Regions from separate parts of the Homo sapiens genome. Here regions 2, 3, 4, 5 and 6 are each linked to region 1. Evidence: chromatin contacts called from ENCODE Hi-C or POLR2A ChIA-PET data. All regions are on one chromosome and are shown on one strand. The core of a region is the stretch at or near the end of the contact, and the rest is flanking DNA. Distances in the headings are between cores, read along the strand shown. Region 1 holds the start of RFC1 (replication factor C subunit 1). Region 2 holds the start of PGM2 (phosphoglucomutase 2). Region 3 overlaps APBB2 (amyloid beta precursor protein binding family B member 2). Region 4 overlaps TBC1D1 (TBC1 domain family member 1). Region 5 has its middle 60 kb from the start of LINC02513. Region 6 overlaps TBC1D1 (TBC1 domain family member 1).

What was found. A loop is a pair of places that touch in the nucleus more often than their neighbours do. ChIA-PET counts read pairs that join two places held with the same protein, here RNA polymerase II (POLR2A). Pooled maps may share reads with other maps.
Region 2: a pooled map shows a loop between it and region 1 (4-fold over the local background). The contact joins the promoter of PGM2 here to the promoter of RFC1 in region 1. A Hi-C loop is called at or near these places in 5 of 50 pooled maps. POLR2A ChIA-PET finds 5 or more read pairs at or near these places in 2 of 52 experiments (activated CD4-positive, alpha-beta T cell and activated T-cell).
Region 3: a loop to region 1 is called in a pooled map, with 8 times the contacts of the local background. The contact joins the enhancer-like site here to the promoter of RFC1 in region 1. A Hi-C loop is called at or near these places in 1 of 37 single-sample maps with no recorded cell type and 3 of 50 pooled maps. POLR2A ChIA-PET finds 5 or more read pairs at or near these places in 1 of 52 experiments (OCI-LY7).
Region 4: a loop to region 1 is called in a map of B cell, with 13 times the contacts of the local background. The contact joins the enhancer-like site here to the promoter of RFC1 in region 1. A Hi-C loop is called at or near these places in 3 of 168 maps with a recorded cell type or tissue (B cell, CD4-positive, alpha-beta T cell and OCI-LY7), 3 of 37 single-sample maps with no recorded cell type and 7 of 50 pooled maps. POLR2A ChIA-PET finds 5 or more read pairs at or near these places in 1 of 52 experiments (H1).
Region 5: a loop to region 1 is called in a map with no recorded cell type, with 5 times the contacts of the local background. The contact joins the enhancer-like site here to the promoter of RFC1 in region 1. A Hi-C loop is called at or near these places in 1 of 168 maps with a recorded cell type or tissue (naive thymus-derived CD4-positive, alpha-beta T cell), 8 of 37 single-sample maps with no recorded cell type and 13 of 50 pooled maps.
Region 6: a loop to region 1 is called in a map with no recorded cell type, with 8 times the contacts of the local background. The contact joins the enhancer-like site here to the promoter of RFC1 in region 1. A Hi-C loop is called at or near these places in 1 of 168 maps with a recorded cell type or tissue (naive thymus-derived CD4-positive, alpha-beta T cell), 7 of 37 single-sample maps with no recorded cell type and 12 of 50 pooled maps.

The regions. Positions count from the first base shown.
Region 1 is chr4:39,364,925-39,367,901 of GRCh38, reverse strand. It overlaps RFC1 (replication factor C subunit 1), which reads left to right and starts at 1,540. Exons shown (of 25, transcript NM_002913.5): 1 at 1,540-1,663. The coding sequence starts at 1,661. RefSeq lists an enhancer at 1,499-1,618.
Region 2 is chr4:37,825,409-37,828,370 of GRCh38, reverse strand. PGM2 (phosphoglucomutase 2) reads right to left here and starts at 1,685. Exons shown (of 14, transcript NM_018290.4): 1 at 1,558-1,685. The coding sequence starts at 1,638. RefSeq lists enhancers at 1,013-1,512, 1,513-2,014 and a silencer at 1,503-1,802.
Region 3 is chr4:40,988,996-40,992,120 of GRCh38, reverse strand. The region is part of intron 6 of APBB2 (amyloid beta precursor protein binding family B member 2); the gene reads left to right. It also overlaps the pseudogene RNA5SP160. Among named protein-coding and RNA genes, the nearest start is that of APBB2, 220 kb to the left of the region's middle. RefSeq lists a silencer at 939-1,008. Within about 2 kb of position 1,425, at least 9 of the 41 ENCODE cell types and tissues checked have a DNase peak (open chromatin) inside an H3K27ac peak, as active enhancers do; they include OCI-LY7, where a contact is called at or near this core.
Region 4 is chr4:37,988,531-37,991,386 of GRCh38, reverse strand. All of the region lies in intron 2 of TBC1D1 (TBC1 domain family member 1), which reads right to left. Among named protein-coding and RNA genes, the nearest start is that of PTTG2, 30 kb to the right of the region's middle. Within about 2 kb of position 1,571, at least 5 of the 41 ENCODE cell types and tissues checked have a DNase peak (open chromatin) inside an H3K27ac peak, as active enhancers do; they include B cell and OCI-LY7, where a contact is called at or near this core.
Region 5 is chr4:38,305,184-38,307,895 of GRCh38, reverse strand. No RefSeq gene overlaps it. Among named protein-coding and RNA genes, the nearest start is that of LINC02513, 60 kb to the left of the region's middle. Within about 2 kb of position 1,320, at least 3 of the 41 ENCODE cell types and tissues checked have a DNase peak (open chromatin) inside an H3K27ac peak, as active enhancers do.
Region 6 is chr4:38,130,998-38,133,837 of GRCh38, reverse strand. TBC1D1 (TBC1 domain family member 1) reads right to left here. Exons shown (of 22, transcript NM_001396959.1): 21 at 581-754. Among named protein-coding and RNA genes, the nearest start is that of PTTG2, 170 kb to the right of the region's middle. RefSeq lists a silencer at 761-900. Within about 2 kb of position 1,422, at least 28 of the 41 ENCODE cell types and tissues checked have a DNase peak (open chromatin) inside an H3K27ac peak, as active enhancers do.

The sequences.
Region 1 (2,977 bases), core at 291-2,790:
TGGCATAGTATCACTTCCATTGTATTCTTTGATCAAATCAGTCATAGGCCAGTCCAGGTTCAAGGGAGGAGTTTCAAAGCATATGCAGTCATTTTAGATCTGGTATATTTCTGAGATAGAGTATTTTCATGTAAATAAATATTCCTAAAGAAAACAATCTCACAAAGAAGTTACAGTCTCCTGACTTAAGTCTCATTTAAACTCAAGGAAGGCTTCAAATGCCAAAAAAAAAAAAAAGCAAAAGTTAAGAGGAATGTAATATAAAAGACACGTACAACTTTTTATGTCTTATTTACTCATTTATTGATTTATAACACAATGAACATTATAAATTGGTGTAGGTCCTCTAAAATTATGGGCAAAAATTTGTGTGATATGTCTGCTAAGACAAAACCGAGGCACAGTAACTTGCCCTTGGTCACATAAATAGCAGGTGGTGGGGCTGGAGACCTAGCATCCTGGCTTCAGAGGGAACAGTGCAGTGAGGCCCTGTTAATAAGTAACAGTCTGTCTGTAAATTCGGGATAAGAGTAGTCAGTGTCATCATGGGGATAAAATGAGCTAGGCTAGTCCAGAGCTGCACGTACAACAATAGGCGTTTAATAAATACAAGCTGTCAATGCTCAGCCTCTGTTGTATTCCAGGCTGTTCTATCTTTCGCCATAGAAATGTTGGTGTCATAAAGCGCAAGACCCAACAGGGGGTGGATGGGTGAGAATTTCAAAAGTGTAGCTAGAGCCAAAGCTGGAGATACTGCTTTCTCCATTGAACTCTTTATGGTCTAATCTTTCTCTTGAAATCGTACGCAAATGTTTCATTGTATTCCGTGATTCAATTGCTAATCTATTCATATACAACTGGTTTACCCCAAAGCTTTCGGTATCTTTTCTTTTTTTTGAGGCGGAGTTTCGCTCTGTCGCCCAGGCTAAAGGGCAGTAGCTCGATCTCGGCTCACTGCACCACTGCCTCCTGGGTTCAAGCAATTCTCCTGTCTCAGTCTCCCGAGTAGCTGGGACTACAGGCACACGTCACCACCCCCTGGCTAATTTTTGTATTTTTAGTAGAGACGGGGTTTCACCACATTGGTCAGGTGGTCTCGAACTCCTGACCTCAGGTGACCCACCCGCCTCGGCCTCCCAAAGTGCTGGGATTAGAGGGGTGAGCCACCGCGTCCGGCCTCTTGATGAAACCTTATTACAGAATAGATATTTATACATAATATGTAAAACGCACAGCTAAAACATTTATCTTACTAAAGTTGGTAGTAAAAACTTTTCAAAGTTACTATAGGGAAGTGCATTGTCCAGACGTGTAACCGGGAGGTACTTGGGTACCCCGCCTGCCAAGGAAACCAATATCGGATCCCCCTACTTTAGCGCCCCCGCCAAAAACCGAGCTCACACCAAAGCACCGTGGTTCCTCTCGATGTCAGCGGCCCGCCTGCCCTCGGGGCAGCACCTGGGCAGGCGTCGCACCTCCCGCCTCTGGGCGGGACGGAAGCAAAGCTCGCGCCTCCTGACGTCATCACCGCGCGCCACTGTCTTCGCCTTCTTGCACTTCGCGGGAGAAGTTGTTGGCGCGAATGGATCCTGAGCCTCGATAACAGATTCCTCAACCGGCCCACCCGCCAGCCAGCCAGCGCCTTCATCCTGGGGCTGCGATGGTGAGCCGCTGGGGGAGGCCGTGCGGCTCGGGGTCTGGGGGGGCTTTGCAGGCCTGGTGTGGACCGGGCACTCCTGGTATGCAGGGTGGGGGAGGATGGCGGTGGGTGGTTCCGGAGGCTAGCAAAGGCAGAGAAGGGGCCGCACACCGGGCACTGGACGCAAAACTTTCATTGCATCGCGGGCTCTGGCTCTGGGCGGCAGCCAGCGCGCAGGGATTTTGTTGCTACGTGTACTTGCACTTTCCCCCCGCCCCCCACTCTTGGGGGAAGGGAGAAAGGAAGAGAGGAAGGATGGTGGTTTTGGGACGCATTGGTAAAGTTATTTTCTTGTTCGGCGTTGCCCGAACCTCAGTTTGAGTACTGCCTAAAGCGTGGATTTCAAGCTTTGGGTCACGAGGGAGAAGAATGTAACAAACTTTTCTTTCTTAGGGAATATGTTGTGTAGGGCCTTAAACTTTTATCATTAACAGCTCAGCTCGTCTCATCTCCGCTCGTCATTAACGATCACCTGAGCGGTGTTGAGACCGAGGGCATGGAGAGGATATTTTATTTTGTTTAGATGAGTTCATAGGAGTCAAAAGGATAACATGGCTTACTAGGAAAAAGAAGTACAGCGAATAGAAACAGATGCAAGACATTTGACAGCTGTCATCCTCTTACCACCTGATGTTTAAAATCTGAAAAAAACCCAAGCCTCACTGCATAATTCTGGATAAAATGTTCAAACAAATTGAAAGTGAAATGATTATGCAGCCAGCAAAGCAGACATTCCTGATGGTATGGCAATGGATATGGCTCTGTGTTTGAAATATTTTTAAAGGACCATTTAAAATGTTCATTAAGCTAGAAGATACTTAACAATCCGATATAATTTTTTTCAATCATTGGTCAACGTGTCACAGTGACAACATTCTGGGGGGGGGCGGTGAAAATTTTATGCCACACTGGGAAACGTTGCAGGCCTTTGTGTTTCTTCTCAAAAAAGGGCAACAGTAATGATAGTAGCTACCTTGTACCAAGCATCTTCTTTAGGTCAATATGTGAACTGTTGGTTTTCCATGGTTTTTTTTTTTTTTTTTTTTTTTCATTTCAACCCACATCGATGCAGTTTTACAGATGGTGCAAGCACCTTTTTGGAATTTAAACAGTGTATCATATAACTAGTAGGTGGTTGAACTAGAATTAGAATCTTGGTGTTTCTGACCACCATGTTATACTACTTCCCTATAATGATCATCATTACATTTTGGAGGCCAAAGCACTGTGGTATTTTGGAAGCTTGAGACTTGGAGTCTTGAAGATGAAGAACGTGGT
Region 2 (2,962 bases), core at 436-2,935, 1.5 Mb after region 1:
AGAAGTGATTAAAAAAAAAAAAGGACATCTCATCTCTACCCAGAGAAATACAATTTTTCTATACACAGATGCAACACTGTGTAGAAATTAGATTGTTTTCTTCTTCTTCTTAGAGAAAGTGCATTATGAACTCTGACTTCAAAAGAATTCTGTACTCTGCAAGCTACAAGTTATCAGAAATGGAAACATTTTTCTTCCCTTGTGAATCACAAGGTTATCTTCCCAGGAAAAGAAAAACGCCCCCAAGGAGTTGCCAATAGCATCCTGGAAATGGGATTTGCTGACATTTTATTTGTAGGGGCCAGAGAATGGTAAATAAAGACAAAGACCTGACCCCTACTGACCTTGTAATCTTCTTTGTTCATTCAAGTATTTCAGTGACCTACTATGTGTCATGCACTATGCCTATGCCAGGCACTACAAACCAAGGTAGTGAGAATAGAGAGGCCTGGCCACATAATTTATGGAGGTCCAGTGCACAATGAAAGTGGGTGACCTCTTGTTTTACCAGTAAGACTTTCAAGACAGGACAGCAGGACATTAAAACAACAGTGGGCCCTTCAAGGAGCGCGAGTCCTGTGAGACTGCAGGGGTCTCTCGCCCCTGAAGTCGGCCCTGGAGACAGACATTAAACAAACCTACAAACAAGTGTTTTTGGAGTTTTTTGTTTTTACCATTTGTAGTAAGAGCTATAAAGGAAAATAACAGACTGTTTAGAGTGAATATTAGGGATAAATAATTTAACGCTTCGGAGCCAAGGAAGGACTGACTCTCTACGTAAGCCACATTTAAGTTCAGGCACAAAATATGAGTCACAACGGGAGAAACAAGTTCAGCAGGAGAGCAGCGAGGGACATTCCGAGAAAACCTAACAGCAAGCAGAACAGGTCGAAAGGGCGAGACGCAAGTTTATAGAGAGGAGAGGGAGTGATGTCCAGAGCTGGGTTCCTGATTCTAAGAAACGGAATGAAGAGAGAGAAAACCGTGCTGTGTCCCAGGTGTGCCTCCCTGGCAGTCAAAGTTCTAAGGGGGACTCCTGAAGCCAGGCGGGCCCACCCGGGAGGACAACCCACGTTTGTAACCAAGCCCTCGGGATGGGAGGACCGGACCAGAACGCTGCTCTGCAAAGGTCTCAGCGGCCAAAGGAATACGCGGGACGGAGCGATTCTGGGTCCATGGGGATGCACAGCCGACTACCGACGACGAGCCAGCGGTCTGAGTGACAGTAAGGCGTGCGCCCCTCAACTAGACAGCGTCCAGGGTCTGGCCGCGCTTACACCACCCTGGCTCGCTCCTCTACTCCGAACTTGCAGTCCGGCCGGCCGGATGGCTGGTTTCGTCCGGGGACAAGCCTTCCCGGCCTAACTCTGAACGTGCCGCATGCCGGCCAGGTCGAAGGAAGCCTAGCAGCGGCCGTACGCTCCTGGGTCTTCCCGGGGGAGAAGCGGGATGCACTGGGCGGGAAGGCAGCTCAGGCAGAGCAAGCAGCGCCGCGCCTGGAGAGGGCAGAGCACCCGGCCCCGCTCCAGGCGCTCCCCGCCTGCTGGTGCCCCTCACCTTGTCCCAGCGCAGCCACTGGGCGGTCTCCTGGTCCAGCCGGGCGTCCTCGCCTAGACCGCTGCCTTCTGGAGCCGCCATCGCTGAGCTTGTGCTACCGCTGCAGAGGGAAGCAGGCGGTGAGATCTGCCTTCCGGCCCGGCCCCAAGACGTGGAGGCGGAGGCGGGGGCGGGGAGAGCCGCGGCGGAGCCAGTCGGTCCGGGGGAAAGTGACGCGCGCCGCGGCGGGCACGCCTCCTTGCCGTTTGCGGGTGCGCTGCAGGGGGTGGGAGTGAGCGAGGAGGAATTGCGGGGCTAGGGTGGGTTGCTGGAACCTGGCACGTGTGAGAAGGGTTTGCCATCGTCTCTGATGCATCCAGGCTACAGCCAGCCGTGAGTTCCTGCTGCGCGCCAGGCACATGTCAGATGCTGGGATACCAGGAAGTGCACCCAGATAGGGGCCTGAAGACTATGTAGAAACTCAGAGGGTCAAGAACAGCCAGAAAAAAATCTTGAAAAAGAAAAGCAAAGTAGGAAGACCAGTGGAACATAAGATAGAGACCAGAAACAAAAATACACGTGTATGGACAATTTATTTCAGAGGCGGGGCTGCAGAGCACAGGAAGGAACTATTTTTGGTTAATGGTGCTCGGTCAAAGGGATATCCACGTAGGGAAAAGAAAAAAGGGAACTTGGCCCCCTACCTCCCATCACACACAGCTCTGAACTCCAGATCAATTGTATCTCTAAGTGCGAAAGGTAGTGTAGCAGGAGGAGCCGCAGACAAAACTCCTCAGACACCGGATTAAAGAAGGAAGAGGTTTTTATTCGGCCGGGAGCGTCGGCAGACTCGCGTCTTAAGAGCCGAGCTCCCTGAAAAAGAAATTCCTAGCCATTTTAAGGGCTTACAACGCTAAGGGGTCTGTCTACGTGAAAGGGTCATGATAGATCAAGTAAGCGTGAGGAACGTGACTGGGGGCTACATACATCAGCTAACAGAACAAGAAGTTTTACAGTGCTTTCTCATACGATGTCTGGAATTTACGGATAACGCCAGTAGTTTTGGTCAGGGGTTAATATTATTATTATTATTTTAACCACCAGGGCCAGGTGGTGGCGCCAAGGTCGTCTAGCTATTTATCTTACTTCTGTTTTTTTCCAACTTTTTGCTTTCTCTCTTTTCTCCTGTCTTATAAACTAGGGAAAAGGGGAGGTGGGGGAGAAGCTGGGAAGGACAGCAGAAATGGTGGTCTCTTTCCATAGTAGCGTGAAACTTAGGGAAACTAACATAGGAGCACATCTTCCTGACGCTGGTATCACCAAGCCATAAAGAAGATGCATACCCATAAGCATAAAAAAGCACGGGCAAGAATATTTCTAGCAGCATTATTTGTAAAAGCCTCAAACTGGAAACAACCCAGATGAC
Region 3 (3,125 bases), core at 176-2,675, 1.6 Mb before region 1:
CTTTCAAAAAGTTGTTCTGAGTATTAAGTGTTAGCAAAGATGCTTTTCTCTCTGTAGTATTTTTAGCCTTAACAGTTTTCACTCTTAATTTCAGTGTGAGTGTGGTGTGTGTGGTGTCTGTGCGTGAGTGTGAGAGAGAGAGATGGGGAGGAGGAGGGAGAGTGAGAGCAGTGTTCTGATTGTAGAACACCCTCACAGGTAGAATTGTTATAACTTTCTAATTGCAGACCACTCTCATAGAAGATTCTTAAGGAAACCTCAGCCCACCTTCTGAAGGGATGAGACGAGTAGCATCTTCAAGTGAAATGCCCTCTGGGGTCTGAAGGTTCTAAAAAAAATCCTAGAAAACCAAGGAAGATGGTGAATTATGGAAGAACTACCCAGATGATTTTCAAAGCTGTAAATTAACAAGTGTGTCTGTTTTAGGAGGAGGGGGTGAAAAGTCTAGGGTGTGTGTGTGTGTTTTTCTTTCTTCTTTTCTCTGTTCACTTGCCAAAAACAAACAAAAATGACCTCACTTCAGACACAGGGATAAAAGCAGGAGGAAATTGCTATAGTTAGAACACTATAGGTTTTTTTTCCCCCTGTACTTTTTGGATACATATTTTTAAAAAAATAAATAGGATCACTTACTCTGGCCTAGCACAATTTCATCTAAAGTGTTTTGAAAGTTATAGTCTTAATTTTAGGGACAGAATAGGTTATCGTAAGGGGTGTGAGGGTTTTTAAATGCAAGGCATTTTCCAGGGGACTTTTAAAAATCAATACCAGGAAGCAAAATAAAAAATTTAAAAATCAAAACCCAGCAAGGCACGGTGGCTCACACCTGTAATCCTAGCACTTTGGGAGGCCAAGGCAGGCAGATTTCTTGAGCCCAGGAGTTCGAGACCAGCCTGGGCAAAATGGTGAGATCTCATTTCTACAAAAAAAAAAAAAAAAAAAAAAGCAAAACACACACACACACAACAAAATTAGCCATGCGTAGTGGCACACATCTGTAGTTCCAGCTACTCAGGAGGCTGAGACGAAAGTTGCAGTGAGCCAAGATTGCACCACTGCCCTGCAACCTGGGCAACAGAGTGAAACCTTGCCTCCAAAAAAAAAAAAAATGAAACTCAGTCCAAAATGACCAGAAATCTATGTAGTTAGCAGAGTAAATCTTACCCCTCCCTGCCCCCAACCCCCATTCAGGGTTTCCTTCCTTTCTTTTTCCTCCATTTGCCTCCATAGAGCATATCAACCCAATTTACACCTTCATGAGCTGTAACCTAGAGTCTTTGCTCTGCTTGGCAGAAGAGGAAGAGAAGATGCCACATACAGTTTGGAGTAGGATGATGACACAGTTTTTAAAATGATGGATGCAGTTTGGTATGAAATGAATCACTGTTTAATCTGTGTTACTTTGCTCATATGGACACACTTGGACTCAGCACCCACTTCCTGTGCAATGGCATATTTGGTCTGGGTTACGTTGGGGTGAAGCATTTCCCCCATGAGCTTGCCACAACTCCATCAAGAAGCCTTCTGGAAGTGCGAAAGGTTTGGAATGGTAGGCTGTGGAAATCCTGAGCTGTTTGCTGAGTTTCTCCCTGCCTTCCTCCCTTTCTCCTTTCTTGTGTGTGTGAAAAGCGGTTATGGCACAGTGTCTTTCATGAGAAATGATTGGCTTGGGATGAATCTCACCACTCCTTTCTGGCACTTTTGCAAAAAAGAACACTTTTTTTCACGGTAGACACCGGATACAACTGGAATATTCTTCTGATGTCCAACAACAGCTGGAGAGAGAAAGAGAGAGAGAGACAAGAGGGGAGGGGAGAAAGAGAGAGGGAGAGAGAAGAAAGAGAGAAAGCCTATAGCACCTGGTATTCTCATGGTGGTCTCCCATCCAAGTTCTAACTAGACCTGACCCTGCTTAGCTTCCCACATCAGATGAGATCTGGCAAGTTCAGGGTTTTATGGCCATAGACCCCTTCCACTTTAAAGCTGAGTAATTAATATTCCACTGTCTGTATATACCACGTTTTGCTTATTCAGTCATCTATGGATGGACACTTGGGTGGTTTCCACATTGTATCACTCCCGCTTTTGAGAACCCTTGTGGAGCAGCAACCCAGGTATCATTTAATAAAAGGCTCCTCTCTATAAGTTTTAGCGTTTTATATGTACTCTTTAGTTTTCTTCTTTTCTTTCCCAGTTGAGCAGACAGTTTATTGAAGATCTCTTTGAGGCCCAGAGTTGCTTTTCCTGAATACCCAGTGATTGTTATCTTGCTGCCATTGGATTAGGAAGTCTGGTTTGCAATATTTAATCTATGAATATGTTGTCTGCGACACTGCCCCTAAACAAACACATTCCCCTTCCGACGAGGCTCGGATGACACAGAGATCAGCTTAAAGCTTGGGACAGCGAGACCTGGACTCAGTAGGGGGCTGTATCAGTCTGTGCAGTGCATGCACCTCTGCACATCATGATAAATTGTTTATTGGAGTACAGTAGAGAATAAATAACCAAACAAGCAAATTAACAAAGCAAATAGGTAGCTAGTTTGGAAAACTGGCCACATCTGGGATGGATTTGGGAAAAAAAAAATGTAGTTTCTCCTTCTACTCAAGGGAAATTAAAAACTCTTGCATTTTATTGATTTCCTCTAAGCTCATCTGCACATTGTTTTTACAAAAGCTAAGTGGTGACATAAAGCCCATAATTTTGGGAGGCATAGATTTTTAGATGCAGAGATTTTGGTTTTGCTCCCAGGAAATGAACGTTTTCTGCAGAGGAGGCATCTACCTCTGGAAGCCATTTCTCATGTTCAATCTAGTGTGATCAGTGACCAGTTGAGGGGGAAAACGATTCTCTCTGAGCTTTGCTTGGCTTTTCCTTTTGCCACCAAGCCACTGAAAAGTATAGGAAGAGGCAAGGCATTGCAACATGGGATAGCTGCCTCCTATACGAGACTGTTAATACTGTGTATCAGTAAGTGAGGTGGAAGAGGGAGTTAGGTTATCAGTTTGTTTCTCACCCACTTTATGAACATTGCAAATTCTAGAAAAAAAGTACTCTGGGGCCAGGCGCAGTGGCTCACACCTGTAATCCTCACTCTTGGGAGACCAAGGCGGGTGGATCAC
Region 4 (2,856 bases), core at 322-2,821, 1.4 Mb after region 1:
TAGAGAGGTTTAAAGAGCCCCCAGATCAGCGGAGAGGTACTCCAGGACACTGTGGACTGTTCTTAACACCCACACCCAAGCCAAATCTCTGGCACCCAGAATAAAAATGATGTTTTTGAGAAGGACAATATCTAAGTTAACAGTGTATAGTCAGTTCTACTTATCCCTGATCAAAATTAACCGTGAGGTTGTAAAGTGGGATTTACTACATTTGGGAAATTATTACCTCTGTATACCAAGGGGCTACTCAGAGGTTTACAGTTCCCCACCTGCTTTCTGGCAGGCTGACTCTGTGACTGCCTTCACCACCTTCCCCCCACCCACCCCCGCCCCAGGTCAGCAGCTGGGTCTCTCTCATCTTGGCAGTTGTGTCTCAAGTGCCTGCCACAGAGTAGAGGCAAAAGAAATAGATTGTGATCAACACTGAGCTTGAAGCGGCCAGATTTCTTGACCAAGAACGTCTGGAAACACCACACTACTCCCCCAAATAGTGTAGTTATTGCAAAACAAATACAGAGTTGTGTGGTCTGGTGGTCTAGTACATCCAGCTCTTTCCTTGGGGAAAAATATCCAGAGACCACATTCTCAGCTGATTAACACACTAGAGAATTGACAAAAATCAAACTTTGGTACGATGTTCTTTCAGTTACACCAAAACTGGATGGCACAGACTTGAAGGGCTGCTTTTACTGAAACACTAGTGTGATAAAAATCCCTATGTATTATATTCACATATTTCTGGAAATGGAAGGAGAATCCCTTCCCTTCACCTGGAAATTCAGGAATACAGCTTTTTCTGGAACCGTAAGAAGGCTTTGGCCTTAGATGTACTAGCAATATTTCATGCTTATTATACAATTAATTGATTAATAATCAGTACACAAGGGGCCACAAACTCCTTACTCATAAGCGGGCTTTTGGTTGTGTTTCTGAAGTCAAATTTTACAAGTTCTAATACAGGGGTATCCAATCTTTTGGCTTCCCTGGGCCACACTGGAAGAATTGTCTTGGCCCACACATAAAATACATTAACACTAATGATAGTTGATTAGCTTAAAAAAAAAAAACTCAATGTTTTAAGAAAGTTGATGAATCTTTTTTGGGCCACATTCAAAACCATCCTGGCCTGTATGTAGCCCACAGGCCGTGGACTGGACACTTGCTCTAACATTTTAAACTTGGAAACTTACATATTTCTTTTAAAAGCCTAACACAATAGAGACTGTCACAATAGACCAGTGTAAATGTCCCTAAGCAAATAACGTCTCAAAAATCTGACAGTTTATTTCCACCTAATGACTGGTTTCCTTTGGGCCCACCCTTTAAAAAGAACTTCCGCAAAATACCACTTGGCTAATTCTCTGCCTTGGGCAGTCCTACAATTATAAATTCTGCTAAACAAATAAACTTCCTTCCTATTTTTAAAGTATTCCAAAATTGGAAACTCTGTGTCTTTGGTTGGCAAACTATTTTCTGGAGTCTAACAGCCTTAGCCATGAAGAAATTCTTCATTGCACTCTGAGAGACGAAAAAAACCAGAAACTGTCAAGGAGTCCCTCCCTACACCTATTTCAGGGAAGGGGAACTAACCCCACAGAGTTGTGACCTTGGGCAAGGTCACACAGGCTGCTGGTGGCAGAAGCCAATGTCCTCCTCTCTCCCCCATTTTCCCCTTAACTGATCTAAGTTACTTGTGGCCTAAAGAAAGCAGTTTGCTCTTGTTCTGTACTAGGGAACAGGGTTTATGTTTAATTCATGCAGAATGTGCTAGAACAACAGAAAGAATCTAAATATTAGTGTCAGCAAAAAGAATCAATCTCCGTAAAACATTTAAAGAGATTTATTCTGAGCCAGATGTGAGGACCACGACCCATGACACAACCCCAGGAGGTCCTGAGAACACGTGCTCAAGGTGGTCGGGGCTATAGCTTGCTTTATACATTTTAGGGAGACATAAGACATCAATCAATATATGTAAGGTGTACATTGGTTTGGTCTGGAAAGGTGGGACAACTTGAAGGTGGAGGGGAGGTTGCAAGTCATAGGTGGATTCAAATATTTTCTGAGTGGCAATTAGTTGAAAGCGTTATTATCTAAAGATCTGGAATCAATAGAAATAAGTGTGTAGGTTAAGACAAGGTCATAACCTGGGTGAAGACCAAGGTTTTTATCATGCAGATGAGGCCTCCAGGTAGCAGGCTTCAGAGATCTTATCAGACCTAACAAAAAATGTGCCAGACTCTTAGTTAATTCTCTCCTGGTTCAAGGAAAAGATCTGGAAAGTGAAGAGGATTCTTTAGAGAAAGTAGATTTTCCCCATAAGAGACAGCTTTCCAGGGCCATTTCAAAATATGCCAAAGAAATATATTTTGTGGTAAAATACTTCAATTTCTTTCAGGGCCTGCTATGTCAAGTGATGTCAGACTGCAGTTAGGCTGGAATTTGAGATCTGTTTTGGCAGTCTTAAGATCTCTGTTTTAATGTTTACGCTGGTCAGTTGTGCCTGAATTCCAGAGAGAGGAAGGTGTAATGAAGCATGTCCCCTTTCCCATCACGACCTGAACGAGTTTTTCAGGTTTCTCTGGAATGCCCTTGACTGAGGAGGGGGCGGTCCATCGGTCAGTTGGGGTGCTTCAAATTTTGTTTTTGGTTTCCATTTGAATGAGTGCCAGGTGATGCAAAGAGCTCTGTTTGGATCTTAGCTGTGGCTTTGGGAAAGACATCTCACCTATAGTGGGCTTCATGTTTCTTCATCCTTAAAAAGAGGGAATGCAGCTAAGCAACTACAAAAGTCTTCCTCCACCCCTAAATTCAATGATGATGATGGTTCACGAGTACTAAGTGCTTAATCTAGGT
Region 5 (2,712 bases), core at 71-2,570, 1.1 Mb after region 1:
CTTCTAGATTTTAATGATTTGTTCTCAATCTTTTATAGTTGCATGTCCATACCTAATCTGACAGCATTTGGTGATGGTGGGGAGAATGTTCTTTGCTATATTTTCATCCATTTACATAATTCCTAATTACATATTTTTTTCACTGCAAACTTTATAAACACATCTGGGAACAAACAAAACTGACTCCTGGTAAGTAGACCATGCAACTGGTGGGAGATGTGTTTAGATGCACTGTGAGAATGCCAGTGTCACATCTTGAGCCTACTGAGGACTTTGCAGATAGAATAGAGGTTGTATCCATTAATCTAGTGGTTTCCTTAAGTGGAGATGAGTTAAGGGACTCTATTGTATACAAGTCAACAATGATTGTGTTTGGGTTGCATAGTCTTCCTTCTCATCTTTTTTTTTTTTTTTTTTCTGGCAGGGTCTTTCTCTGTCACCGAGGCTGGAGTGCAGTGATGCAATCATGGCTCATTGCAACCTCAAACTCCTGGGCTCAAGAGATCCTCCTGCCTCAGCCTCCCAAGTAGCTGGGACTACAGGTGCCTGCCACAACACCCACTTGATTTCTAAATTTTTTGTAGAGACAGTCTCTCCATGTTGCCCAGGCCTCCCAGAGAGCTGAGATTACAGGCGCGAGCCACTGCACCCGGCCCTATTCCAATTTTTTAAAAATGATGAACATGTATTATGGCTCTTACCTGACAAAGAAAAAAAATCAACACTTCATTTTTTGGAAAGTATTTTTTTAGTAAATCCATTTCCAGAAGACTAGAATGCAAACACAAAGAAAATGAGCAGTGAATATTGTTAATTCATGCACCCTTGTATCCAAACAATGGGTTGCTAGATTCTACAGAACACTAGGATCTGAGCATCAGCAGTCATTGTTGTTACTTGATGAAAGGACAATGTATTATTGATTGCTGCTATTATAAGGCACAATTTCCTAAATGCTACAGAAGTCAGAGGGGAATCCAGCTTTATACTAAGAAGGTTCACATACTCTAATATTCACATTCTAGTTTCATTTTGACTCTAAAATTGCACAGAAACCAAATGAGCAAATCTGCATTTCCTCCTAAATCTATATGCAAACGGTGAGGCAGGGATTCCCCTTGTAGTTGGCATTCGTTAGCAGAAAGGATTCTGGACAACCTCAAGCTCAAACTGCCTTAGCACCAATCCAATCTAGCTGAATTGGACACTTCCTGTGCTTTGCCAAATTTCACAGATCTCATTGCAAGCTCACTCCTCTGTAACATATCATTGTTACTTTGCTTTCTGATCAACTCTTAATTCTCACAGTCTTCCTTGATCAAGAGAGAGGAAGTGAGAGAGGTGTGCAGTTATTGCTGCATTGATTGTCATCACTTGACAGATGGAGAAGCCAAGGTTACAAGCCACGTTTTTTTTAATCACAATGGAGCATGCCATATCTCTCCTCTGTCTCAGAAATTTGATCATAGGACACTTCATGGGGTGTTTTTTCTTTTCTTTTTAACATTTTTTGAGATGGAGTCTCACTCTGTCGCCCAGGCTGGAATGCAGTGGTGTGATCTCGGCTCGCTGCAACCTCCACCTCCTGGGTTCCAGCGATTCTCCTGCCTCAGACTCCCAAGTAGCTGGGATTATAGGAATGTGCCACCATGTCTGGCTAATTTTTGTGTTTTTAGTAGAGACAGGGTTTCACCATGTTGCCCAGGCTGGTCTCGAACTCCTGACCTCAAAGTGATCCACCTGCCTCAGCCTTCCAAAGGCTTGAGTGTTGGTATTACAGGCATGAGCCACTGCACCTGGCCCATGAGGTGTATTTTCAAGCAAACTATATGTATGAAGCTCATTTCATCACAGGGACAATGGCAGGAGAGTGTAAGAATGCGAGTACAAAGCCTTGGCTAGGCCCCACCTTCTGGTCTTGTCCCTCAGCCCTTCACTACATGCTTTCAGAAGTCTCAGCCTGAAGTCCTTTCAAAAGAGTCCCCCCACTTAAAAAATTGTGCAGAAGAGGCCAGGGGTGGTGGCTCACGCCTGTAATCCCAGCACTTTGGGAGGCCGAGGCGGGTGGATCATGAGGTCAGGAGATCAAGACCAACCTGGCTAACACGGTGAAACCCCATCTCTAATAAAAATACAAAAACCAGATTAGCTGAGTGCGGTGTCAGGTGCCTGTAGTCCCAGCTACTTGGGAGGCTGAGGCAGGAGAATGGTGTGAACCTGGGAGGCAGAGCTTGCAGTGAGCCAAGATCGTGCCACTGCACTCCAGCCTGGGTGACAGAGTGAGACTCTGTCTCAAAAAAAAAAAAAAAATTGTGCAGAACAACCAAACCGAAAGCCTGAGAACCGTGTTCCCAGGCTCCTTAAATGTAATGATGTCCCTCATACTAGTACATTTGCGTCCGGAATTGGTGGGTTCTTGGTCTCACTGACTTCAAGAATGAAGCCATGGACCCTCGCGGTGAGTGTTACAGTTCTTAAAGATGGTGTGTCCAGAGTTTGTTCATTCTGATGTTCGGACATGTTCGGAGTTTCTTCCTTCTGGTGGGTTTGTGGTCTTGCTGGCTTCAGGAGTGAAGCTGCAGACCTTCGCAGTGAGTGTTACAGCGCTTAAGGCAGCACCTCTGGAGTTGTTCATTCCTCCCGTCCAGAGTTGTTCATTCCTCCCGGTGGGTTCCTGGTCTCACTGGCCTCAGGAGTGAAGCTGCAGACCTT
Region 6 (2,840 bases), core at 173-2,672, 1.2 Mb after region 1:
TGCGTGCACAGTCTCAACTGGTCTTTCTTCTGTATGTCCTCACCTGAGTATATCCGTGTTGAAATGGAAGTTTCTAGAGGGGAGAACTGAGACCTTCATTAATCAAATCTTTGTATATGCACCAAGGACTCACAAAGAATTATCATCTCTTCTGGTTTGTTATATTTATTTCTGTGTTACTTTCCTCCTTTACCATCCCTCTGTGGACCTAGCTGGTTTTGCTCATAGAAGTTAAAAGCTCTTAGATTCTCTTTGAGTAATGACAACGGCTGGCATTCAGCTAACAGGCCACGGCATCCTGAATCCAAGTTCATCTCTGGGCCTGTCCCCTAAAAGAGTTAAGTGCAGAAACAGCCTCTCAGAAAGCTCTGGGACTGCCTGACCTTAGCAAAGGACAATCTGTCTGCTCCATAATAAAAAGGACCCATTCTCCCGGGATACCTTTGATCCCAACTATAAACAGATCAGGGTGGGAAAGGTCCTCTGGTCATGGGAAAGCCCAGCCTGCTGTTGCCTTTGGTGAGTTAATGAACTACCATATATTTGTGATTCAGGAAGCTGCTTTATAAATATGCTCTACCTGCAACTGTTCAAGGAGGTCAAGGTTCTGTTTGCGTAAGCTGCTGTTGGTTTTCTCTAATTTATCCATTCTTTGGTTGTCACTGAGAGGAGAGGAATCGATAAGTTCTTCTTGAAGGACGTGGTACTCAACTTCATAAGCTTGTAACTGTTTAGCGATGTCCATTTCAAATACCTGTTATAGAAAGAAAAGTCATCACGTACTAAAACTGAGAAAAACCCCACAAGTACAGGCAGGCGTCTGCAATCACGACAATGCGCACCTGTGAAGCGTCTCCTCTACGCTTAGCTCTACACTTGGTACTAGAAGTAATAAATAAGAAAAACTACGCACTGAGAAGGTAATAATTTTACTTGGGACAAAAGGATATAAGAAACATCTAGAAATAATTCCAAGGTAACATTAAGTACAGGTTTTTGATACTCACCTTCCAAAAGCCAAAAAAAAAAAAAAAACCTCTCATTTTTAAAGACATAAAAATTTATTTTTAGTTCTTATTTCACTTCTTTTCTCTGAAAATTCTGTTAGGTTAGATACATCAACTATGGGTTAAAAGGAGAAAAGAAACAAAAGAATCATAGCCTGTTTGCAGAGTCACCAAGTCAAAGTTTAATTATAGTTCAGTTGGGTTTTCAGAGTTACAAGAACAGCTAAGTAATGGGACTGTTTACTAAAAAACTCTCCTTTGCACACAAATATGCAGAAATGAGCCAAAACCCACATGTCACCCACACAGATGAGTGAATACGAAACGATGCCTGAGTTGTCTTCTTTCCCACAATAGTAATGGTGACGAAAACACCACACGTGTGAAAAACAACTCCTAAGTGCCTAAGTGACTCAAGCCGTCCGTGTCTGTACTTTCTCTTGGTAAGGAAGGCAGGGCGGAAAGCAGAATCAGAAGACAGCTGCTGCTGCTGCTGCCCAAGGCATTTCCTTTCTTTCCAGTTGTTTCTATGAGAGAACCCCAGGGGCTGGGGCCTCTCAGCACAGCAGTGAAGCCCTAACGTTTATCTGATGGATCTGAGAATGCAGTCAAGCTGGGACCATCTTAAAAGAAAAAAAAAAAAAACCCTGCTAGATCAGAACACACATTCAGAAAGTGAAGTCAGGCTTTAAAAGGGCAGAAACTGCCTCTCTATTGCATTGCCTTAAGCAACTCCAATATTGTTAAAAATCAGTGTAAAACTACTTCTTCTGATGGCTCCCTACTGGCATTCAAACTAGCCTATCTTCCCTGGAATCAATTTTCAAAAACCATGTTTCCTTTCTCACCATTCCCAACAATCTTATTTTCTCTTCCTTGAGATGAATTTTTCAGCTTGCTGTTTTTGATTCAGTGGATAATATTAATAAGGCACAAAAGTCATTTGATGCCTAAAAACTAAAATCCATTATATCTGTGGGGTGTGTGTGCATGTGTGCGAGGGGAGTAAGAGGGAGAGAGAGAATTGTTTACTGGATTGAACTGATTCTCTTTTGTCCTTCAGAGCGACCGTGAGGTCAGCAGGGATTATTATCTCCATTTGACAGCCGAGGTAACTGGCTCAGAGGCTTTGAGTCAGCCTTAAAATTGCGGCTCCACTGGCGACTCTATGAATGACTTGAGCTCGGTACTTAACCTCTCTCAGCCACAGTTCCTGGCCTCCCACCTGGGGCAGACAGCGCCTACCTCCCAGGATGGCTGTGAGAATTAAACGAGGCAACTCCTGGAAGTTCCCAGCACACGCCTGGCAGGTTGAGCAGGCGCTCTCTTAGCTAAGGGATCTGCTTCCACACACCTGCCACAAAACCCTCACATTTCAACCTCAGCAAAACCATCATCAATGGATGCCACGTCATGGAACTTCTGAATAGTCTGAACAGTAAAAACCACAAATGTTAAAACTGAGATTGTTTGGCACTCATGTATAATTATAAATATGGTGCTGAATAAATGTCATGTACACTATTACTTTTTTTCTTTCACAAAGATTTAAGTGATCTCCTAACCTGGAAAGCCTGGGAACAAAACCTCTGGCTTTTCCTACGGATTGATGTTCTGTGTTAAGTTAATGGCTCTCAGCAGTACCCAAAGCCATAAACTCTTCCAGGCCTCCATTAATCCCTAGGAACCACCCTGGGTCACAATCATCTCTGCTTAATTGCCTGATGATCTCCTGACTGCCAAGACTCCTAGGCCCTTCATTCTGCAGTTATGCCCCTGAATTTACCCCAAACCATGGCAATATGAGGCTGGTGGTCAAAGGAGAACCCTGGT